Regions from separate parts of the Homo sapiens genome. Here regions 1 and 3 are each linked to region 2. A link is a loop called in an ENCODE intact Hi-C map of the cell type or tissue named here. Cell type or tissue: heart right ventricle. All regions are shown on one strand.

Region 1 (8,000 bases), 350 kb after region 2:
CTCCTCTTTCCAGACAAAGAGCTGGGTGTACACGGCACGTGCCAGGCCGAGGGGCTCACCAGACCCCCCCCCCAACCAGGTCCAGGTAGCCTCTAAATGGTCCCATCCTGAGCAATGACACGGTGAGGGCAGAGGGGAGCCTGCAGCGCCACTACACTTAGGCACATCCTCCTACACCCCCTTGGCCATGGGAAGGGGGACTGCTCATTGCCATGACAACCAGGCTCTGCAGCTGGGGCTGCCTCCCCTACCTAGGCCAGCCCTCTGATGCCAAGCCCATGGGTGTGGGGGAGATGAGTGACTAAGGCCGGAAATGGGGGTGAGTCACCGGGGCCTGCTCTGTCCAGAGCCTTCTGCAAACAGGCCATCAACACAGGCAGCCTGAACGCCTGACTGGGCCCCCACTTGGGCAGGCTCCCAATGGAGGGGGCCCCTACTTCTGGCCCCTTACCCTCAGCTCCCCAGGAACCTGTTGGGGGAAGGGGTGACATTCCAGGCTGCCCCGCAAACTGGCACTGCCCCCCAAACACACACCCAGTGGAAAAGCCAAACAGAAGGAGGGTGCAGTCCCAGGCGGGGCCAGGTGCTGAGTCCCTGGTTGGGTGCTTCTGTGTCCCCACTGCTCGTGCTTCTGAACCCTGGGGCAGTGAGAGGACTGGGGTGTCCAGCAGGAAGGGCAGGGCCAACAGAGGTAAGGAGGCAAGGTCAGAGGGAGGGCTCAGGGCCAGGGCAGCGATGCTGCGAGGACCGTGGCTCTCCATCCAGCCACCCAGTAGACATTTATAGGTCCTGCCAGGCCCAAGCCCACAGATGTCGCCTTGACCTTGTTCCTACCTGCTCTGAGCAGGTGCACAAGCCGCCCACCTCCTACTGTTCCTGTGGGGTTTGTATCTACTTGAACCATCTCTGCCTTGATCCTGTAGCTGCCGGGCCAGTGACTGAGTGGGTGGAGACAATCACAAAATAATAGCAGTGAAAATGAGGGCAAACGAAAGCCAAAAGGTGGAAACAACCCGAGTGCTCATCAACAGATGAGCCTGTAATCCCAGCACTTTGGGAGGCCAAGGCAGGCGGGTCATTTGAGGTCAGGAGTTCAAGACCAGCCTGACCAATATGGTGAAACCCTGTCTCTACAAAAAATAAAAAACATTAGCTGGGCATGGTGGCTCACACCTGTAATCCCAGTACTTTGGAAGGCCGAAGCAGGCAGATCATTTGAGGTCAGGAGTTCAAGACCAGCCTGACCAACATGGTGAAACCCTGTTTCTGTTTAAAATATAAAACATCAGCCGGGCATGGTGGCTCACACCTGCAATCCCAGCACTTTGGGAGGCTGAGGCATGTGGATCATTTGAGGCAAGGAGTTCGAGACCAGCCTAACCAACATGGTGAAACCCTGTCTCTACTAAAAACATAAAACATTAGCTGGGCATGGTGGCTCACACCTGTAATCCCAGCACTTTGGGAGGCCGAGGCAGGCAGATCATTTGAGGTCAGGAGTTCGAGACCAGCCTGACCAACATGGTGAAACCCCGTCTCTACTAAAAATAGAAAACAGCCGAGCATGGTGGCCCACGCCTGTAATCTCAGCTACTAGGGAGGCTAAGGCAGGAGAATGCTTGAACCCGGAAGGCAGAGGTTGCAGCGAGCTGAGATTGTGCCACTATACTCCAGCCTGGGAGACATGGCGAGACTCCGTCTCAAAAAACAAAACAAAACAAAACAAACAAAAAACATATGAGACAGATGAGTGCATAAGCAAAATATGGTTTATCGATACAATGGAATAGTATTCAGCCATGTAAAGGAGTGAAATCTGATGCACGCTACAACATGGATGAACCTTGAAAACATCATGCTAAGTGAAAGAAGCCAGACCCCAAACGACAAATACTATGTGATTCCACCCATGTGAGGTACCCAGAGCGGCAAGTTCATAGAGACAGAAAGTAGCTGGGAGGGTACCAGGGGCTGGAATGGGGAGGTAATGGAGAGTTATTGCTTGATGGTTAGTTTCTGTTTGGATGATGAAAAAGTTTTGGAAATAGGCAACAGTAATAGTTGCACAACAGCGTGAATGTAATTAATGCCAGTGAATTAACCACTTAAAAATGGTTGCAATGGCCAATTTCATTATATATATTTTACCATATTTTTTTTTTTTTTTTGAGATGGAGTCTCGCTCTGTTGCCCAGGCTGGAGTGCAGTAGCACGAACTTGGCTCACTGCAAGCTCCGCCTCCTGGGTTCACGCCATTCTCCTGCCTCAGCCTCCTGAGTAGCTAGGACTGCAGGTGCCCGCCACCACACCTGGCTAATTTTTTTTGTATTTTTTAGTAGAGACGGGGTTTCACCGTGTTAGCCAGGATGGTCTTGATATCCTGACCTCATGATCCGCCCACCTCAGCCTCCCAAAGTGCTGGGATTACAGGCATGAGCCACTGCGCCCAGCCTATTTTTTTTTTTTTTTTTTTTTTTTGAGACAGCATCTCGTTCTGTTGCCCAGGCTGGAGTGCAGTGGCACGATCTCAGCTCACTGCAACCCCCACCTCCCGGGTTCAAGTGATTTCCGGCTAATTGTTGTATTTTTAGTAGAGATGGGGTTTCACCATGTTGGCCAGGCTGGTCTCGAACTCCTGACTTCAAGTGATCCACTCGCCTCGGCCTCCCAAAGTGCTAGGATTACAGGCGTGAGCCACAGCACCCGGCCTATTTTACCATAATTTTTAAAGTTTAATGATATAATATGCTGGAAACCATTGTATACTTTTTTTTTTTTTCTGAGACAGGGTCTTGCTCTGTAGCCAGGCTGGGGTGCAGTGGCACAATAATGGCTCACTGCAGCAGCCTCAAACTCTTGGGCTCAAACAATCCACCTACCTCAGCCTCCCGAGGAGCTGGGACTACAGACTTGCACTACCAGGCCTGAATAATTTTTAAATTTTTTTGTAGAGTTGGGGTCACACTATGATGCCCAGGCTGGTCTCAAACTCCTGGCCTCAAGTGATTCAACAGCCTCTGCCTCCCAAAGTGCTCCGCACTGTGTACTTTCAATGGATAAATTATAAGGTATGTGAATGAATATCTCAAAAATGCTGTTAAAGAAGCAGACAGCCAGGTCGGCACCCGGTGGGGCTGAAATGTGGTGGAAGTTGGGGGAGTCTGACCCCAAAGGGCTGTGTGTGGCCACAACAGGCACAAGCACATGGAGCCTGGTTTAGGCCTGGCCCATAGTGGGTGCTCAGTAAATGATCACAAAGAAGGAAACTGAGGCAGGGCTCTGGGGAAGTGAGTTAGTGCCCCGGGTGGAAAGAGGCACCCACGTGTTCTGATCCATCTGTCCCCTTAGTCCCATGGCCTCCAGGGGGTACCTTCCCCAGACCAGGACAGCGGCACCTCCCGCCCAATTCAGTGTTGTCAGCTGGGGCTCAGACACCTTCCCAAGCTGCCCGCTTATCTCAGCCTCAGAGAGGGGTCAGGCGTGCTGAGGAAAGGGCAGGCCCAGTTTCTCAACTTCCACCTGCAGCCCGGGCGGTTTGGGGCGTGGATGGTCTGGGGCCTGAGCAGTTCTGTAAGGGTAGCCAAGACCAGGGACCAGAAACTACCTCATGTCAGAGCTGGAAGGGGCCCCAAATCCCACCCTTTTCACAGGTGCACCACTGAGCTCAGAGAGGACAAGCCCTGTGTGCTGAAGATAGTGCAGGTCGCCCCCAGGCAGGGATGGATATAGAGGCTGTGCAGTGGAGACAGGCGCCAGGGCAGCTGGCAGGGAGGGTGGGAGTTCTGTCCAGGCGTGTCCCGGAGGGGTGGCATGCAGGCAGGGCAGGGTGTGTGTGGGGTGTATGCATAGGTGGGGAGTGTGTGTGTGCGTGAGACAGTGTGTGTGTATGAGTGTGAGTGAATGTGTGTGAGTGTGTGCGTGTGAGTGTGTGTGTGCGTACAGGGTTCATGGGTGGAGAGGGTGGAAGGTGGGCCAGCCAGGGGGAAATAGGCGGCTCGCACTCGGGAGGTGCACACAGGGCTCCACAGGAATGCGAGTCATGCAGGGAACTGCTACAGCCAGCAGCTGTGGCCAAGGCCGAGCAGGGAGTAGAGAAAGAGCGTTTCCAGGTGGCCGGGGCTGTGAGGCTCTAGGAGAGGACACACAATGGCGAGGGGTCCCAAAGACCCTCCCACCCTAATCCTTTAGCCAGCAGGCAGCCTCCACACCTCAGGCACCAAGCATGTCCCCCGTGACCCAGCTGGCTGCCACACCCAGGGCTGGAGCCTGGCGGGGGCTCGGTGCCAGAGTCCATAACATTCCTTGGAGAATCAACAAAGTCAGGAAAGGCAGGCGGTGCTTCCCTTGGCCCCGGGTGGGACACAGCAAGTGGGGGTGGCAGCACCCTTTTCTCTGGGGCCAGAACAGGCATGAAACCTGGTTGGGTGCGGAAGTCAGGGTAGGGGACAGGGAAAGATGTGAGGGGGACCACAGGGCCTGGCAGAGCCAGCCCCCTAGTCCCACCTGGCATGCCCCTGCTTAGACTGGAGGGCCACCCAGCTTACCCACCACCCAGGCCAGGCACCTGCCAGGGCTGGGGGTTGTTCTGAAGACCCTCACCTGCCAAGTCACCCACAGCAGTCCCACTCACCCTGCGGAAGACATCCCAGGCAGGCCATGGGCCGAGCCCTCTCGCTCAGGGGCACTTGGTAGTGTGTGTAGGCTGGGGAGGCAAGGGGGCAGGATTCTGCCCACTCAGGCCTCTGCCCATGGGGAGGATGAGGGGCAGGGGCGGAGCATCAGGGCACAGGCACACACGGGGCTGTGGGGACACAGGGTGGCCAGAGAAAATCCAGGACACCCGTTAAATGTGAAATTCAGATAAAGAATAATTTTTTAGTATAAATACATTCCATATTCCGCATTTAGCGGAATTCCAAACTTAACCGGGTGTTCTGTATTTTATTTGGCAGCCCTGTGAGGACGCTCCTGGGGGCTGGCAGGGCCCCCATGGGAGAGGAGCGGCCAGGAGGCCCCCTGCAGGTATCAGCTTCTCTATCAGTCACTGTGTGACAAGCACGGACTCTGGGCCACACTGCCTGGGTTCAAATTTTCTCTCAGCTACTTCCCAGCTTTGAACCCTAGGCAAGTTACCAAATCTCTCTGAGTCTTAGTTTCCTCATCTGTAAGAGAAGGCTACTGGTACCACCTACCTCATATTAGTGTGAGCATTACATGAGATAATATGCGAAAAGCGCCTGGGACAGTGACAAAATTGTTCATTAGTATTCATCAGGCTAGCCAAGAATGGTGGCTTACACCTGTAATCCCAGCACTTTGGGAATCCAAGGCAGGAGGATTCTTTTAGCCCAGGAGTTCAAGACCAGCCTGGACAACACAGTGAGACCCCAACTCTACAAAAAACAGAAACAAAATTAGCTGGATGTGGTGGTACCCAGTCTCCCAGTCTCCTGAGTCCCAGCTACTTGGGAGACTGAGGTGGGAGGATCACTTGAGGTCAGGAATTTGAGGTTGCAGTGAGCCATGATCATGCCACTGCACTCCAGCCTGGGTGACAGAATGAGACCCTGTCTCATAAACAACTAACAACAACAGCAACAACAAAAAGTATTCACTGGGAGCCATCATGGAAAACTAGGCTCTGGCAGCAGGCAGGCATGTGGCCTTGGGCGGTGATTTCACCCCTCCGCCTTGAGCTTCCCGTCTGTAATGTGACATGAGGACAGCACCTCCCGCACAGGGATGCCTGAGGATTAAGCAGGATCAGGTCTGATGCAAGCTCAGCACAGTGCCTCACGCATGGCGGGTGCTCACTGGGCTCTAGCGCTCCTCTCTCTTCAATGATTCCCTGCAAGTCCGCAGCCCAGCCCAGGAGCGGGGGACTGGAGGGGGGACAAAGGACTCCCACTCACTGTGGGGGTGTTTTCTTCCTCCTTCCCCGCTCATCTGGGTCTCCCTAGTGTGGCCCTAAAGGATTTTCCTTCCTCAGGCCCCTCTAAGCCACTCCCTGCCCTAGTCCCTTGACCTGATTTGATATAAAATCTATTCTCTGTTAGGCTAAGGGGTGTGGTGATGGCAGGGGCAGAGCGAGGCGGGGGAGGCTACCTGGGTGACAGGCCTAGGCCTTGGCCTCTGATGGCCCAAGGGGCTGGGCCCCAAGACTGGGTTTCCTTCTCCACCCTGTCCCTGGACTCCCTATGGCCTGGGGAAGGGACATTCCCAACAGACTCGGACTCAACATTCCTCTCTCTGCAGTCACTCAGCAGGACAGGGCAGTGGTGAGGAATGAGGGTGACCTAGATGACATTCTGATATCTATGTAGTTCCCGAGAGTGTCACCTTGATGAGGTGCCCAGAGCTCCCGTGCAGCCTTACTCAGCTGATGAGTACCGAGGCCCGGGCTCAGCTGTAATTATTTGTCTGCATGTGACTCTGCCCACTAAACTGTGCACTCCCTGAGGGCAAAGCTCTGTGCTACTCATCTCTGTAGCCCCAGCCCCTGGCACAGCACCCTGGCCCACTAATGGCGCTCAGCAAACGTGTGGGATGAAGAGGCCAATGGGCATGGGGCCTCCCCTCAGCCCTTCCGCGGCACCCGTGACCCTGCCAGGGCTGACTCCCAGGGCTGCCCTCAGCCATCCCCAAACCACACCATTTCTTAGCCCAGAGAATGACACCTGTCGATCACAGAGTCCAGCCCAGTCTATCTCCTGGGAGTTCTGGGGTCCATCCTGGGTGTCCCCCAAGTCTGGTCCCCACCCCTTGCCCAACTAACTCCTCAGCCTCCCTCCTTGGGTCTCCCTGTTTCGCCCCTGCCTTCATCCAACCTGCCCCCCACTCTCCACACTCACTCCTGCCCAAGCCCTTTCTGGGGCTCCTGATGCCCTCCAGATAAAGTCCATGACTCTCCAGGGAGGGCCTGGAGGAGCTCCTCCCACCCCCAGCCTCTCCCCTTTGCCACTCCCGTCTTCCTCAGCTGGGGCCAGCCAGGGCCTGCTGGCTCCCCAGCCCCTCATGTGCTGCCCCCTGTTCCCCCACCCCCAAGGTCCTGTTCCTTTGTTTCACTGTCTGATCTCCCTGCTGGAACCTCAGCTCTCTAATGCAAGAGCCCCAGGGTGGAGCATACCATAGGCACTCCACAAGTGCTTGTACCATAGTACCATACCATGGGCACCGCATAAGTGCTTGTCCAATGCATGCACAGTTGAATGGATGGCAGGGTAGAGATGGTGTCCTATGTCTCAGTAACCAGAGTGCCAGGCACAGCGCCCAGACATAGTCAGCGCTCAGGTGGAATGAGTCGAGGTAACAAGAAGGCAAAACTGGCAATCAGGACCCCTGAATTCTGCCCCAAGTTCTACACGGGGTCCCTGGCAGCCTTGTCCTTCTGTTCCGGAGTTCCACACCTAGCCTCTCCATCACTGACTATTCTACCAATGGCAGGTCCAACGCAGCACTTCAGTGGCGCGGTCCTTTCCACGTCAGACAACATTCTCGCACACACCCTCTCATTCAAGCCCTCCACTGCCCTGCGGGTCCCACTTTTCCCAGACTCTGAGAGGGTACCAGGGCCCATGTGGTGGGGCACCACCGGGGTGCCAGTCACACTTTGCCCTTTGTTGGCTGTGTGGTCATAGGCAAATTCCTTGCCGTCTCTGAGTCAGTTTCCTCACTTGTGAAATGAGGATTCACCTCCCACCTAGGAAGTCGAGGAAGATTGCAAGACACCACCTGTGTAACCCACCCAGTGCCAGCTGCCTCTGTGATGTTCCAATGAGCCACAGTTACATTCCTTCTCCACGACTGACTTCCCCAAATCTGAGGTGAGAGCCTTGGCTGTCGGACGTAGGCTGTTAGACCAGTCCTGCCAGAGCAGTGTGGCTGTGGCCGCCTCTGTGGGGCCGCGGCTTGGAGGGCTGCTGTGGAGGCCAGCCTCTTCTGCGGAGGCCGACCGCAAACTCGCATCCTTCCTAAGGGCTGCCAAGACCCCGAGACACCCT
Region 2 (8,000 bases):
GGGTACATGGTAGGTGCTAAATAAATGTTGCCTGTTATTCTCAAAGGAGTCTGATCCCTTCCCCAGCCCCAGCAAATGGCTAAGAACCCTTGCTGTACGCTGGGCTCCTATAATCCCATCACTGGGAGGCTGAGGTGGGCGGATCACGTGAGGTCAGGAGTTTGAGATCAGCCTGGCCAACATGGTGAAACACCATCTCTACTAAAAATACAAAATTAACCAGGCATGGTGGTGCATGCCTGTAATCCCAGCTACTTGGGAGGCTGAGGCAGAAGAATTGTTTGAACCCGGGAGGCGGAGGTTGCAGTGAGCTGAGATCATGCCATTGCTCTCCAGCCTGGGCAACAAGAGCGAAACTCCGTCTCAAAAAATAAATAAATAAATAAATACAAAAATTAGCTATGTGTGGTGGCACATGCCTGTAATCCCAGCTACTCGGGAGGCTGAGGCTAAGGCATGAGAATGGCTTGAACCCAGGAGGCAGAGGGTGCAGTGAGCCAAGATCACACCACTGCACTCCAGCTTGAGCGACAGCAAGACCCTGTCTCAAAAAAAAAAAAAAAAAACCATTGCTACAGTCCAGCTTCCTCATTTTATAGATGACGTGAAGGAGGCCCAGAGGTTCCTAACCCCAGAGGGCTAGGAACTTGCCCAGGGTGGCACGGCAAATTAGGAGCACCAGCCATCTAGAAACAGGCTCCAGAGCCCCAGGCATACCCAGGGATTGTGGCCACCTGCACACAGGGCAGCTTCAGTGTCCCCCAAAAAGCCTTGAGGCCCATTGGCTGCCCCCGGCCTCATGCCAGCGTTCTGCTCACTGTTCTGCTCCTTCAGGGGGCTGGAGACCACTGCTACTACCAGGGGAAGCTCCGGGGGAACCCGCACTCCTTCGCCGCCCTCTCCACCTGCCAGGGGCTGCAGTGAGTATGGGGAGGGGCCGGGCAGCTGGGAGAAGCCTCTGGCCCAGGCCTGGGGACGGAGGGGAGCTGCGCCTCTCTCTCCACAGTGGGGTCTTCTCTGATGGGAACTTGACTTACATCGTGGAGCCCCAAGAGGTGGCTGGACCTTGGGGAGCCCCTCAGGTAAGCCCCACACAACCCCTTGCCATCCTCTCTGGTGGCCCTGCCAAGCTTGTCCCAACAGCTGTTGCTGCCACCTCTTCCTCCTCCGGCTCCTCCCTCAGTAACCCCAGCCTCACTGCCCTCTTCAGTGACCCCAGCTCTGGTTCCCTCCCTCCTGTGCCCCAGCTCCCCCTGTGCCCCCAGCTCCAATGTCCCATCTGTCCCATAAGTGACCTCCCATTGGGCTCCAATGTCCTTTGCCCCTGTCTCTCAGGGTGCCCCCAGGTCTTGACCCCGGAATCTGAGCATCTGGGAGATCAGATCCGACATGGGAGCTGTGGCCAGTTCTGGGTCACCCCAGGGTGGGGTGGAGGCGAGGGCTGGATCTGGCCCCCGCCAAGTGGGCCTGGAGCAGGCCCAGTTGGCACCCCAAGAACTAATTTCCCCTCATTGCAGGGACCCCTTCCCCACCTCATTTACCGGACCCCTCTCCTCCCAGATCCCCTCGGATGCAGGGAACCAGGTAAGGGAGGGAAGGGGGGGTGGGGAGGGGCCGGCTGTGCCCCCCTCACCTGCCCCTCCCCACAGGCTGCCTGTTTGCTGTGCCTGCCCAGTCGGCTCCTCCAAACCGGCCGAGGCTGAGAAGGAAAAGGCAGGTACGGGGGCCCGCACAGACCTCGGGCTGCAGAGACCTCGGGCTGCAGAGAGACCTCAGGCCGTGGCCCAGAGCAGGAGGGCACCCTCATCTATGGCTGGGGCGAAGGAAGGCTCAGATGGATGTGGCTGGGGGCCAGGGACCGTGTCTGGGAGAAGCCCCCACCCCTTCCCTAATGCTGGCATCTACAGAGGCCCCATCCTGGGCAAACCGAGGCTGCCTGCCCTCATTCCAAAGCTGAGGAAGGACAGGACCCTCTGCCAGTGGGGAGCTGGCACTGTCCCTGGCTGGAGTCCAGACCCCCCCATCCCCACCGAGTCTGTTCCTGGCTTGGCCATGAGATCAGTCAGACATGGAAGGGACTGATTCCAAGTGCCCACCCACCCCCCAGGTCCGCCGGGGCCACCCTACAGTGCACAGTGAAACCAAGTATGTGGAGCTAATTGTGATCAACGACCACCAGCTGGTGAGTGCCAGGGCAGGGACAGGGCGTGACACTGGGAGGCCCCTGAGGAGCCTGGCCCTCCTCCCATTCTTCTCTCTCCCAGTTCGAGCAGATGCGACAGTCGGTGGTCCTCACCAGCAACTTTGCCAAGTCCGTGGTGAACCTGGCCGATGTGGTAAGCAGCTCTCCCTCCCTCCCTTCCCTCCTCCTCATGCCCCCCACCCCACCACACACATTAGGGGGCACTGTCAGCCCCTGGCTCCCACTTCCTGGAGAGAACAGACAGGCCCTCCTCCAGCCCTGGCCCCAACACCCACTCCCACCCTCCAGCCCCCTCATCTTCTCCCCAGATATACAAGGAGCAGCTCAACACTCGCATCGTCCTGGTTGCCATGGAAACATGGGCAGATGGGGACAAGATCCAGGTGCAGGATGACCTCCTGGAGACCCTGGCCCGGCTCATGGTCTACCGACGGGAGGGTCTGCCTGAGCCCAGTGATGCCACCCACCTCTTCTCGTGAGTCCCCCACCCTGCACCTCCTGCCAGCCTCTGCTAGTTGCTACAGTGCTTGGGATTACTTAACACCTGCCCTGTGCTGGCTGCTCCTCTCAGAGTCTGGGGACTGGGCTCACCTTGCACCTGCCACCTACCCCCAGCCACATGCAACAGCTGGGCATCATCCCCTGAATCTGAGGTTGATGCCCTTGTCTTAGCCCTGGTGGTCCTCTTCTGCCTCTCACCTCCCCTTAGTTCTGTCTTTCCCCTTTCAAACTGTCCCAGCATCCCTTCCTCAGGGACCCAGTGCCCTAGTAGGGAAAAAAATCTAATAAAAGGGCCTTGCAACTAGAGATGGTCTACTGGGAGCCTCTCCTTTGCCTTATGGGCAAAAGAACCCAAGGAGGGGCCAGGCGTGGTGGCTCATGCCTGTAATCTCAGCACTTTGGGAGGCCAAGGCGGGTAGATCATTTCAGGTTACGAGTTTAAGACCAGCCTGGCCAACATGGTGAAACCCCATCTCAAAATACAAAAATTAGCCAGGCGTGGTGGTGTGCACCTGTAGTCCCAGCTACTCGGGAGGCTGAGGCAGGAGAATCGTTTGAACCCAGGAGGTGGAGATTGCAGTGAGCTGAGATGGTGCCACTGCACTCCAACCTGGACCACAAGAGTGAAACTCTGTCTCAAAAGAAAAAAGAAAAAGAAAGAAAAAAAAGAACCCAAGGAGGGGGGGAAGGGTCTTGCCTGGGGTCACCAAGGCTGATGTAAAGGGCCAGGCTCACCTCCTGAGGAAGGACTCTAGTGTGAGGGGCTCCCCAAGGCCCCACCACCACCCGGGGAGCCACAGGGGAGGGCAGGAGGCCATCCTGACAGCGCACTCCCTTCCAGGGGCAGGACCTTCCAGAGCACGAGCAGCGGGGCAGCCTACGTGGGGGGCATATGCTCCCTGTCCCACGGCGGGGGTGTGAACGAGGTGAGCAGTGGGGGGACATGGCTGGGGTGGCGGCTGAGGGAAAGGGGCTTCAGGGGCACGACGTGCCTGTTGGAAGATGTAGACATCTGTGCCCCATCTTCCCCACCCCCAGTACGGCAACATGGGGGCGATGGCCGTGACCCTTGCCCAGACGCTGGGACAGAACCTGGGCATGATGTGGAACAAACACCGGAGCTCGGCAGGTATCCTCCCCCAGAGGCCCCCGTGTGGCCCACGCCCAGCAGCTCTGGAACGGGAGGGTGACAGTGGGAGGGGTGGTCCTTGGCCTCCCTCATATCCGCCTGGCTCACCCCTCAGGGGACTGCAAGTGTCCAGACATCTGGCTGGGCTGCATCATGGAGGACACTGGGTGAGTTCTTGGGGACAAACCGGGGGAAGGTCTTGGGCGAGGGGAGTCTTAGAGCGAGCATTGTTTGGCAGTCTGGACCAGGGGGCTCAAGAGGCCCAGCTCACAGAACCACTCAGGATCCCAAGAAGCCCAGTTTTCCGCAAACACTGCCCCGGGAGACCCAGATTTCCCTGCTGGGACACCAAAACCGGCCAGGCTGCAGTGCGCATCGTGGCCACTGGGCGCCGCCCAAGCCTCGCATGGAGACACCTTCCCTCCAGCGCGGCTGCGAGTCCCCAGGTTCAGCGGAGGGGATGGGAGCGACAGGGACAGGCGGGAGGATTCTGGTGCAATCCCGGGGCAGATCCTCCGCCTCCTCGCGATGGTGACGAAGTCCCCCAGTGTACCCCCTCCCCAGCCTTGAGAGGGGTGAGGGTGGGTTGGAGGGGAGCAGCCAGCAGCACCTCCCCTCGCCCTATCCAGGTTCTACCTGCCCCGCAAGTTCTCGCGCTGTAGCATCGACGAGTACAACCAGTTTCTGCAGGAGGGTGGTGGCAGCTGCCTCTTCAACAAGCCCCTCAAGGTACCAGCCCCGCGGCGGGGAGCATGGGAGCGGGCCCTGGGCGGGGTCCGGGCCAGACTCCCGACCTGTCCTCCCGGTCCAGCTCCTGGACCCCCCAGAGTGCGGGAACGGCTTCGTGGAGGCAGGGGAGGAGTGCGACTGCGGCTCGGTGCAGGTGAGCGGTGGTGCGGGCGCCAGGTGGGGAACCGGGATGCGGGGGTGGGCACGAGGGAGCGTCTGAGTGGGAGGATTAGGGCTCGCCCGCCTCCTTCCCCTCCTCCCGCGTCCCTCAGGAGTGCAGCCGCGCAGGTGGCAACTGCTGCAAGAAATGCACCCTGACTCACGACGCCATGTGCAGCGACGGGCTCTGCTGTCGCCGCTGCAAGGTAAGCAGGACCGGCCGGGAGGCGGGGCCAGGACGCAGGAGGAGCGATTGGAGGCCTTCATATAAGGGGTGGGAGCTAGGGAGGGAAGCGGAGCCTTCGGGGACGAAGGCCTCTGGGGCAGGGCTTGATGCGAAGACAGCGCCAATGGGGAGCAAGGGGCGGGGCTGAAGGATGTTGAAGGCGGGGCTACGAGGAGCGGGAAGGGAAGGCTGCCCAGAATCAAGGAGGGGCGGGAAGGTGGGCGGGCTTGGGGGCGGTGCTGAGTGCGCTGGGAGCGAGGTGGGGAGCGTTCAAGAGGTGGTGGGAGCAGGGAAATAAGAACAGGCCTGAAACGGGGCCCTGGGGAGCTGGAGGGCCCGGGGATGTGGGGGTCCAGAGAGCGAGGGGCCTGGGGAGGGCAGGGCCGAGGCATCCATCCTGCCTGACTCGAGGAGCGCGTCTCTTCCCTAGTACGAACCACGGGGTGTGTCCTGCCGAGAGGCCGTGAACGAGTGCGACATCGCGGAGACCTGCACCGGGGACTCTAGCCAGGTCCGCCCGGCCCCGCCGTCTTGTGGAGCCCTGGGCGAGGCAACCCCTACCCTTGTCGATTTGGTTTTCCCGGACGAGTGCTCAGCACTCCCCTCCTCTCCACAGCTGGCATCGACCTCCACTGATCAGACTGTTTTCTTATCTGAGAAAGGGGTTCTTCATGCTCCTGGCCTTGTTCCTTCAATCATTAAACCAGAATGTATCGTCTGGCTGGTATTCCCAGCGCCTGGCCCGGTGCCTGGTGTAGGTTAGGGATCAGAGTAGACGATAATATTAGTTAACATCTATTACAACCTAATTACATGCCAGGCATTTATCTCCCAGCCCTACGAGGGAGGGAGGCTGGAGCGGCTCTGGGGCTTGCAAATCCGTGTGGTCTGGGTCCAGAACCAGACAGATCGCTTGTCCTAGGCGTGGAAGAGCCCTGTGGCATGAGCCCCCAATGGGGGGCACTTGGTACCCCAGCATTCCTCCCTGGGGCAGCCCTCAGCTCCAGTCCTGGGACTGCTCCGCTCAACCCCACCCCTCTCTCCACAGTGCCCGCCTAACCTGCACAAGCTGGACGGTTACTACTGTGACCATGAGCAGGTATGATGGCTGCCCCCTGAGCCTGGGATTCAGGGCAGTCTCTTGTCTCCACTCTGACCACTCAGCATCTCCATCCCTTGCCTCTTAATTCTTGGACTCTCAGGGCCGCTGCTACGGAGGTCGCTGCAAAACCCGGGACCGGCAGTGCCAGGTTCTTTGGGGCCATGGTGAGTCTGGCTAGGGCTGGGAGTGGGGACTCCGGAGGACCCAGAGCTGAGAAGCTGGGGAGAGTGGGTTCCAGCTGAACAGGCCCCCAAGTGTGTAGCTCCCCAGGATCTCAGGGACCCAGGCAGAGTGTGGGAGATGCAGGCCTGAGGTCTTGGGGTGGGTCCTGGGGCGCGTGGGGTCACTTGGCATCCTCTCCCCACAGCGGCTGCTGATCGCTTCTGCTACGAGAAGCTGAATGTGGAGGGGACGGAGCGTGGGAGCTGTGGGCGCAAGGGATCTGGCTGGGTCCAGTGCAGTAAGCAGTGAGTACTGAGGCTCCCAGAGGGCCTCTCAGCTCCAGGGCAGGTGTGAGACTTTTCAGAGATGGGGCAGCAGGTTCTCCCAGGAGGAGCCTGTCAGTCCCAATGGGCGGGCACGTGGCAAATGAGGTGGCAGGGTGCAGGGTGAGGGCAGATTAGAGTTCAGTAGTTGAGTCTGAGGTCAAACTTGGGGCTCACTGTCTCTATATGCCCCAACAGGGACGTGCTGTGTGGCTTCCTCCTCTGTGTCAACATCTCTGGAGCTCCTCGGCTAGGGGACCTGGTGGGAGACATCAGTAGTGTCACCTTCTACCACCAGGGCAAGGAGCTGGACTGCAGGTGCTGGCCAGGACCAAGACTAGGGAGGGGAGGTTGCAGCTGTGCTGGGGGTTAGGAGACAGGGGGCTGAGGCTGGCTGTGTCACTTCCCCAGGGGAGGCCACGTGCAGCTGGCGGACGGCTCTGACCTGAGCTATGTGGAGGATGGCACAGCCTGCGGGCCTAACATGTTGTGCCTGGACCATCGCTGCCTGCCAGCTTCTGCCTTCAACTTCAGCACCTGCCCCGGCAGTGGGGAGCGCCGGATTTGCTCCCACCACGGGGTGACTGCCTGGAGCCTGGGATGGCGGGAGAAGCTTACAAGAGGGGACAGGCCCCTGCTCACCTCTCCTGGCCCTGCCCTGCCTCTAGGTCTGCAGCAATGAAGGGAAGTGCATCTGTCAGCCAGACTGGACAGGCAAAGACTGCAGTATCCATAACCCCCTGCCCACGTCCCCACCCACGGGGGAGACGGAGAGATATAAAGGTGAGGCTGGAGCTGGCCGAGGGGGGTCTGTCTGTCCTGCTCTCTATGCCTGTCCTTGCCAGCTAAGCCCTGCCATCCTCCCCAGGTCCCAGCGGCACCAACATCATCATTGGCTCCATTGCTGGGGCTGTCCTGGTTGCAGCCATCGTCCTGGGCGGCACGGGCTGGGGATTTAAGTAAGAGACACACACACCCTGTGCCCCCTGGCATCCTTGAGGGGGGATCAGAATCCCTACTGGTGGAGCTGAGGGGGCCCTCCCTGAAAGCCCAACTGAACCAGAGCTCACACGTCATAGGTCCAAGTAGCCTGCAGGGCTTAACATTTAGAAACTAGGAGATTTTAGGCTAGATGAGGTGGCTCACGCCTGTAATCCCAGCACTTTGGGAGGCCAAGGCAGGCGGATCACCTGAGGTCAGGAATTCAAGACCAGTCTGGCCAACATGGTGAAACCCCGTCTCTATTAAAAATACAAAAATTAGCCAGCCATGGTGGTGCGCACCTGTAATCCCAGCTACTTGCGAGGCTGAGGCAGAGAATTGCTTGAACCGGGGAGGTGGAGGTTGCAGTGAGCTGAGATCGCACCATTGCACTCCAGCCTGGGTGACAGAGCAAGACTGCGTCAAAAAAAAAAAAAAAAAAAAAAAAAGAAAGAAAGAGAGAAAGAAAAGAAAAGAGAAAAGAA
Region 3 (8,000 bases), 57 kb after region 2:
CATAAGTTCAGAAATAAGTAATCATACCCCCTAGTCAAACTTAACTATAGGAAGGAAGGACAGGACAGGACAGGAAAGGAGGAGAAAAAAGAAATTAGCTGGGTATACTCAGGAGGCTGAGGCAGGAGGATGGCTTGAGCCCAGGAATTTGAGGCTGCAGTGTACTATGACAGCCTGGGCATCATAGCAATGTCTTTGAAAAAAAAAAGGATGGCCGGGCACGGTGGCTCACGCCTGTAATCCCAGCACTCTGGGAGGCCGAGGCGGGAGGATCACAAGGTCAGGAGATCGGGACCATCATGGCTAACATGGTGAAACCCCATCTCTGCTAAAACTACAAAAAAAAATTAGCCAGGCGTGGTGGCGGGTACCTGTAGTCCCAGCCACTGCACTCTAGCCTGGGCGACAGAGCAAGACTCCATCTCAAAAAAAAAAGGAAAAGGAAAAAGAAAAAAGAACACACCTCACCAATTTTGAAATGTGAACATACAACAAATAAAGCAATATTTTTTGGAACTCATCACTTTGCATTGAATTAGGCATGGAACAAACACTAAGCATTTGTTAAGAGAACGATGCTCTGGATTTAAATTATATATCCTGTATTCTAAGATCCTCATTACTCAATTGATAGGCAAGCCTGGACCTGGGGGGAAGTGGACTAATCAGAAACACAACCCTGCATTCCTTCCCTTTGGCTGACTTATACAAATATAAGAATAAAATTTAATTGACAAAGGATAACAGCATTTATAAGTAAGATTGTTATGCTGGAGATATGTTAATTAAGTCCTCTGGATTAAAGGCTAAAACTCAATTTTACCTGCATGAATTGATTACAGAGAAAATTACCAGGTCCTTTGCTCCTTTTTAAGAGAACTGTGGTAGAACTTTTTAAGAGAACTGTTTCTGGTAGAAAACAATTCTTAAGTCACACAACCTCAAAAGTTAAAAGTGCTGGCTTTTGAAGAGGTTGTTTGAAATGCTTTGGAAAAATGCACAACAGTTTAAGTAGTAAATAATATTAAGCCATTACAAATCAGGACAAATATTAACAGACCTTCCATACAACTTCTATGTATCTCTTCAATATGCCCTTTGCCTACAGCACTCTGGGCACAAAAATCTGGGGAAAACTAAGATCTGTTTATTGGAGCTTTTTACCTTCTACCCAGAAAAGTTAGTTCGTGTTTAATTCTGACATTACACAGTACTTAAGACATTCAAAGCAACTGCAGTGATACAACTCTATGCTAAGTTTTTTTTAAATCAGTAAACTTAACCCACAACTCACAATATTTTAATCAGGAGCTCTGGAAGTAAGGGTATTTTTCTGTTTTTTTCCATACCCTCTGAGGTTGAAATTTTTTTGCTCTTTTACTCTGAATAATACCTAAACCCTCTCTAGGGAGAGAAATATTTTATTCCTAAATGACATTATTAACGCATTTTTCTACAGATATTAAAGTACTGGAGATATGCTGTTTCCTGCTTATCAGGAAATTAAAATCCCTTTCATTTATGTAGTTTGATTTTTTATAGCGCTTTCACATATATTCACTTGAACGTATACACGACACAAACATATAACAAATTTAGACTTATCAGGCATACAAGATGACCCTCAGCCTGAACTTATTCAAACTTAACTTACTCGATTTCACATCGTCTTGATGCTAACAAAATTAAGCATGAGCATAATGAAATCGGTATCACTGCCAGTTCTCAATGAACAAAAAGAAAACCAAATTCGCCCATTTCGCAAAGGAAAAGTACTCCCAATCAGACAATCGCAAAAAAAAGAACAAAATCTAAACCATACATTCACGTACATCTTTTCAACTCAGAGCTCCAAACGCAGCCGCCAACCACACAACTGCCCACAATCACAGCGGTAGCGCCTACTCTTAATTTTGAAGCTAGAGACTTAAGGAAACACACACACACACAAAACAGTTCTCAAGTTTGACAAAGTGGGGGAAAAGTCATTTTAAGTAAAGACAACGAGTTAATCAGGAGGCGATGAGCCCAGTCCTTCCGCCCCGCTTTCCCGCTTCCAGCCCTCGAACGAACCCTCCTCTAACCCCCGGGAGGCAGGAGTTCCAGCGGGGAGATGCGGGAAGCCTCAGACGAGCCCGCACGCCGCCGGAGACGCAGGGATCGAGGTCGGGGAGACAAAGAGCAGCCCGCGAAGAGCCCGGGCGGCGAGGGGCGGCCCGGCTCCGCCCTGCGCCCCTAACCGCCCGGGTAGTTGTCGGCACCGCCGGGGCGCCGCCGAGTGCGCGCCGCTTCTGTCCGGGCTCCCCGACCGTCGCCCGACACCTCCGCGGCCCAGGACACCCCCGAGCCGTTTCCCTCCCGATTTGGGAGCCGCGCGCCTGGGGACAAAGAGGGAGGGTGCGCCGGGGACAGTGGCAGGACGCGGGCCGGCGACGCCCCTCCGGACTCGGCGGGAACCCCTCGGCGGCGCCCCCCTCCTTCTCCCGCTCTGGCCGCGCTCCTCCCCGGACCTCCGGAGGTTCTCCTCGGCCCCTCCCCGGGCTCCCCAAGAGTTCTCCCGCCTCCCCCTGGGACCCCGCCCCTGGCCCGCTTCTCCTCAGCCGGCCCTGCGGCCGCCCCTCACCCGGCGGCGGGTTCCCCCGGAGCCGCCTCCTCCGCCGGGCCTCGGCCCGTCCCGCCGGTCGCGGCCTCATGTGCCCCGCGTCGCCATCGCCTTCACCCTCGCCTCTCCTCCACCTCCTCCGCCGCTGCCGCCTTCGCCTCAGTCTCCAGCCGAGGCAGAAGCCGCTCCCGCCGCTGCCGCCGCCGCCGCCGCCTCCCGCTCCCGCCGCCGCGACCCGCGGGAAGGCGCCTGCGCACTGCGCGCTGCGGTGGGGGCGGGGGCGTCCCGCCGCGGCCCGGGAGCGGGGGGCGCGCGGCACGTGGCGCTCGAGTGGGAGGGGGGCGCCCCAGAACGCGCGGGAAGCGACGCGAGCGCCAACTTTCCGCGGTCGAGTCCTCGCCGCTCTCTCGGATAGTCCGGGACGCGGCGGAGGCGCGGCGCGCGTGGGAGTCACCCGCGTGGAGTCTGGACCCCGGGTGGGCGCAGACTTCGCTCCGGACAGTTCATTCTTCCAAGCTGATTTTCGGGCGAGAGTCCCCCGCCAGCCGCGCCTCAGTTTGAGCGGGCCGCTAACGGCGCCGTGGGTTCTCGCCTTACCTGGGTATCCTGGGTTGGTTTAGCGGGCCCAGAGTTGTCTTCTGCGCGCTCCGCCGAGGCCTTGGTCCATTGTAGCACGGGATGCTAATGTCTCCTCCCAGGTTCTGCTCTACAATTCCTCGAGGATCTGGCGGGCCCTGCGTGGATCTAGCTAGAGTCGGGGCTCTTAGCAGTGCTCTAGATACTTTTCAGGTCCTGAACTTCTCGGATTAGCAAGACCCTAATAGGCTATTTCCTCTTAACTCTTTGCATCCCAGCAGGATCCCATTCAGAGGACTTGGGAAAAATTTTCATGCATAGGAATCCCCAGTTTTAAAATGCCCAGTAGGAAACCGAAAATTCTCCAAATGCTTTAAGTAGAGTAAGACTTTGGGTAATAAAGGAAGGCTCAGTAAAGAGATGGGCGACCTCTGGAATGATCTCATCTGAGCATCAGAATGCCGATGGACAGGCTTTTATTATTTTGCCCTTTTGACCAGAGGGGAAATTAAGCGCTAACAAGTGAGGTTACTTGCTGCAAGTCAAACTCCCCCACCCAAAGCCAAGCCCTAAGGGGTAGCCCCAGAGTGGAAATCTTGAAGGCTAGGCATCTAATGCACTGACCAGTTTTGTGTGGCCAGTATGTTTTCCAAAAATATGAATTAGTTACCAAAATATTAAAATCCAGATTTCTGGCCTCCCTAAAAAGTCAAAAGCTGCTTACTTTGAGCTTCTCTTTTCACATGGCAGCTCCTCTTGAGTCACCTTGTCCGGGTAGGCAATGTCCCCACTCAGCTGCTTAAATCATTTCATGACCTGCTTGGCCTCGGAGCATTTAAGTACTTCTCCCTGTGATTGCTGTAGTCTGTCCCCACGCCTTATCACATTGCCTCTCTACAGATGTATTTAAAATGACAAGTGTGGGATGGGCGCGGTGGCTCACGCCTGTAATTCCAGCACTTTGGGAGGCCTAGGCAGGCGGATTGCTTGAGCCCTGGGGTTCCAGACCAGCCTGGACAATATGGCAAAACCCCCATCTCTACAAAAAATACAAAAATTAGCCGGGTGTGGTGACGCGCACCTGTGATCCTAGCTACTCCAAGCATGAGGTGGGAGGATCGCTTGAGCCCGGGAGGTCAAGGCTGCAGTAAGCTGAGATAGCGCCACTGCACTCCAGCCTGAGCGACAGAGTGAGACCCTGTCTCAAAAAAATAAGTGAAAAAAATAAAATGACCAGGGTGAAAACTCTGAAAATACCTGGAAATAATAAATAGCATGTAACTAAAATAACACAGGAAACAACATCATTGTACCTGTTGAATAAAATATTAAAATTCTCACAGCCTGCAACTGTAAACTAGTACAAATAACTTTTTTGTTTTGTTTTGTTTTGAGGGAGAGTCTCACTCTGTCGCCAGGCTGGAGTGCAGTGGGCGCCATCTAGGCTCACTGCAAGCTCCACCTCCCCGGTTCAAGCAATTCTCCTGCCTCAGCCTCCCGAGTAGCTGGGACTACAGGCGCACGCAACCACGCCCAACTAATTTTTGTATTTTTAGTAGAGACAGGGTTTCACCATGTTGGCCAGGATGGTCTCGATCTCCTGACCTTGTGATCCGCCTGCCTCGGCCTCCCAAAGTGCTGGGATTACAGGCATGAGCCACCGTGCCTGGCCTAAATCACTTTGTTGTTGTTTTTGCAACAGAGTCTCACTCTGTCGCCCACGCTGGAGTGCAGTGGGGTGATCTCGGCTCACTGCGATGTCCGCCTCCCAGGTTCAAAAGATTCTACTACCTCAGCCTCCGGAGTAGCTGGGAATACAGGTGCCCGCCATCATGCCTGGCTAATTTTTGTATTTTTAGTAGAAAGGGGGTTTCACCATGTTGGCCAGGCTGGTCTCAAATCCTGACCTCAAGTGATCTGCCCGCCTTGGCCTCCCAAAGAGCTGGGATTACAGACATGAGCCACCGTGCCCAGCGGACTTTGCAAAACTGGCAATATCTACTGTTGAGGCTCAGAAAATGATTTCCCAGGGCGTGGTGGCTGTAGTCCCAGCTACTCAGGAAACTGCAGTGGGCTATGATTATGCCACTACACTCCAGCCTGGAAGACAGAGCGAGACCCCATCTCTTTAAAAAAGAAAGAAAGAAAACAATATCCCAAAGTATGGAGCTTTGGCGTGCTGAGTGCTTTGAACTAAAGGAGATTGGAAGGCCTCAGAAGCAAAGTCTCTCTCTGACCTTCTCCTGCCCTCCTGTCTCCCGCCCCTTTCTCCCCTGAAGCGAGTCATAGAAATAAAAATTCCTCTTCCCCAAGGCGGGTCATAGAAACTAGAACCCCTCTCCCCCAAAGCAAGCCATAAAACCAGAAAGGTCACTCTCCCCCTTCTCTCCTCCCCCTTGAAGACCCTCATTCCAGAGGAACCAGGAAGGAATACCCTGGAGGAAGGAATGTTACACTGGGAAGCCAAGAAGAATTTGAACCGACAAGCCTTGTTGGGTTCCCCGCTCAGTCTGTTAAATTAGATCATACCCCTTTTGTCTGATCACATTCTGCTTGTCCATTCTGCATTGAACCTAAGCATAAAAACAATTGTTCTAGGGTATTGAGGGTGTGTGTGTGTGTGTGTGTGTGTGTGTGTGAGAGAGAGAGAGAGAGAGACCGGGTCTCTCTCCATCACCCAGGCTGGAGTGCAGTGGCATGATCTCGGCTCACTGCAACCTCCGCCTCCCAGGTTCAACTGATTCTCATGCCTCAGCCTCCCAAGCAGCTGGGACTACAGGCGCACACCACCACGCCCGGCTAATTTTTTTTGTATTTTTAGTAGAGACTGGTTTTCACTATGTTGGTGAGGCTGGTCTTGAACTCCTGACCTCGTGATCCACCCGCCTAGGCCTCCCAAAGTGCTGGGATTACAGGTGTGAGCCACCGCACTCGGCCCTTTGAGGTCTTAATTTCCGAAGTCTCTTGTGTTACATAAAACTTTGGTTAAATAACTTGGTTATGCCCTTCTCTTGTTAATCTGGGTTTTGTTATAGGAGTGTCAGCTGTGATCCTTATGATGGATGAGGAAAGGTGTCACACCTTTCCGCCACTACACTACTAAAGCTGAACCTATGAATACACTATGCCTTTGGAATTCCATGGCAATTCCACGAAAATGTGTACAAATGTTCACCAAAATACTTGTACTAGAGTATTCATAGCAGCACTATTTATAATAAGTCAAAAAACTAGAAACTACCCAAAATGCCTGTCAACCGTAGAATGGCTAAATTGTGTTACGTACATTATGCTGCAATGAAAATGAACAATCTACATTTACACATAAGATGGATCTCACAAAAGTTTTCATTTACAAAAACTTCAAAAACAGACAAAACTGGCCAGGTGCTGTGGCTCATGCCTGTTATCCCAGCGCTTAGGGAGGCCAAGGTGGGCGGATCACTTGAGCTCAGTAGTTCAAGACCAGCCTTAGCAACATGGCAAAACCTTACCTCTACAAAAAATACAAAAATTAGCCAGGCATGGTTGCATGTGCCTGGAGTCTCAGCTACTCCAGAGGCTGAGGTGGTGAGGTGGGAAGATCACTTGAGCTGGGGAAGTTGAGGCTGCAGTGAGCTGTGATTGTGCCACTGAACCACTGCACCACTGCACTCCAGCCTGGGTTACAGAGCAAGACCGCGTTTAAAAAAAAACAAAACAACAACAACAAAAAAAAAAAACAAGCAAAACTAATCCATGCCGTTAGAAGTAGGGACAGTTGGCCAGGCGCGGTGGCTCACGCCTGTAATCCCAGCACTCTGGGAGGCCGAGGGGAGCAGATCACCTAAGGTCAGGAGTTCAAGACCAGCCTGGCTAACATGGTGAAAACCCATTTCTACTAAAAATACAAAAAATTAGATGGGTGTGGTGGCGCATGCCTGTAATCCCAGCTACTCAGGAGGCTGAGGCAGGAGAATTGCTTGAACCTGGGAGGCAGAGGTTGCAGTGAGCTGAGATCATGCCATTGCACTGCAGCTTGGGGCAACAAGAGCAAAACTCAAAAAAAAAAAAAAAAGAAGTAGTAAGGTGCAGTGGCTCACGCCTGTAATCCCAGCACTAAACCCCGTCTCTACTAAAAATACAAAAATTAGCTGGGCGTGGTGGCGCATGCCTGTAATCCCAGCTACTCCGGAGGCTGAGACGAGAATTGCTTGAACCAGGGAGTTGGAGGTTACAGTGAGTGGAGATTGTGCCACTGCACTCCAGCCTGGGTATAGAGCAAGGCTCCGTCTCAAAAAAAGAAGAAGTAAGGCCAGTGGGCTGGGCACAGTGGCTCACGCCTATGATCCCAGCACTTTGGGAGGGTGAGGCAGGTGGATCACCTGAGGTCAGAAGTTTGAGACCAGCCTGGCTAACATGGTGAAACCCCATTTCTACTAAAAATACAAAAAATTAGCTGGGCGTGGTGGTGTGAGCCTGTAATCCCTGCTACTTGGGAGGCTGAGTTGGAGGTTGCAGTGAGCCGAGATTGCGCCACTGCACTCCAGCCTGGGGACAGAGCAAGACTTGGTCTCAAAAAAAAAATTAGAAGGATAGTGGGCTGGGCACAGTGCCTCACACCTGTAATCCCAGCATTTTGGGAGGATGAGGCAGGTGGATCACCTGAGGTCAGGAGTTCGAGACCAGCCTGACCAATATGGTGAAACTCTGTCTCTACTAAAAATACAAAAATTAGCTGGGTGTGGTGGCATGCGTCTGTGAGAACTGCTTGAACCCAGGAGGCAGAGGTTGCAGTGAGCCAAGCTCCCGCCACTGTACTCCAGCCTGGGTGACAGAGTAA

The links. Hi-C counts contacts between places; a loop is a spot of excess contacts. Peaks named below come from ENCODE experiments on the same cell type or tissue, not always from the same donor. Only the 100,000 strongest peaks of a DNase experiment are listed, where the experiment ranks them.
Region 1: a loop joins it to region 2, with 4 times the contacts of the local background. A loop is called at or near these places in 52 of 110 quality-filtered maps.
Region 3: a loop joins it to region 2, with 3.0 times the contacts of the local background. A loop is called at or near these places in 43 of 110 quality-filtered maps.

The regions. Positions count from the first base shown.
Region 1 is chr17:45,123,894-45,131,893 of GRCh38, forward strand. The region is part of intron 1 of PLCD3 (phospholipase C delta 3); the gene reads right to left. It also overlaps a transcript of ACBD4 not described here. Among named protein-coding and RNA genes, the nearest start is that of PLCD3, 4.6 kb to the right of the region's middle. In heart right ventricle, no CTCF peak of the experiment used is centred here; DNase peaks (open chromatin) are centred at 4,250 and 5,749; H3K4me3 peaks cover 2,330 bases; H3K27ac peaks cover 6,078 bases.
Region 2 is chr17:44,770,750-44,778,749 of GRCh38, forward strand. It overlaps ADAM11 (ADAM metallopeptidase domain 11), which reads left to right. Exons shown (of 27, transcript NM_002390.6): 5 at 835-920; 6 at 1,007-1,082; 7 at 1,518-1,584; 8 at 1,650-1,717; 9 at 2,108-2,182; 10 at 2,265-2,336; 11 at 2,512-2,678; 12 at 3,546-3,630; 13 at 3,743-3,833; 14 at 3,949-4,000; 15 at 4,463-4,562; 16 at 4,645-4,716; 17 at 4,835-4,927; 18 at 5,378-5,458; 7 more. Among named protein-coding and RNA genes, the nearest start is that of ADAM11, 16 kb to the left of the region's middle. RefSeq lists a silencer at 5,142-5,461 and enhancers at 5,299-5,799, 7,894-8,000. In heart right ventricle, CTCF peaks have their summits at 4,210 and 4,421; DNase peaks (open chromatin) are centred at 4,212 and 5,082; H3K4me3 peaks cover 1,551 bases; H3K27ac peaks cover 785 bases; H3K27me3 peaks cover 2,189 bases.
Region 3 is chr17:44,827,439-44,835,438 of GRCh38, forward strand. GJC1 (gap junction protein gamma 1) reads right to left here and starts at 2,849. Exons shown (of 3, transcript NM_005497.4): 1 at 2,624-2,849. RefSeq lists a silencer at 2,162-2,451 and enhancers at 2,507-3,480, 3,481-4,454. In heart right ventricle, no CTCF peak of the experiment used is centred here; DNase peaks (open chromatin) are centred at 1,945, 2,132, 2,603, 3,253 and 1 weaker place; H3K4me3 peaks cover 4,071 bases; H3K27ac peaks cover 4,350 bases; H3K27me3 peaks cover 1,038 bases.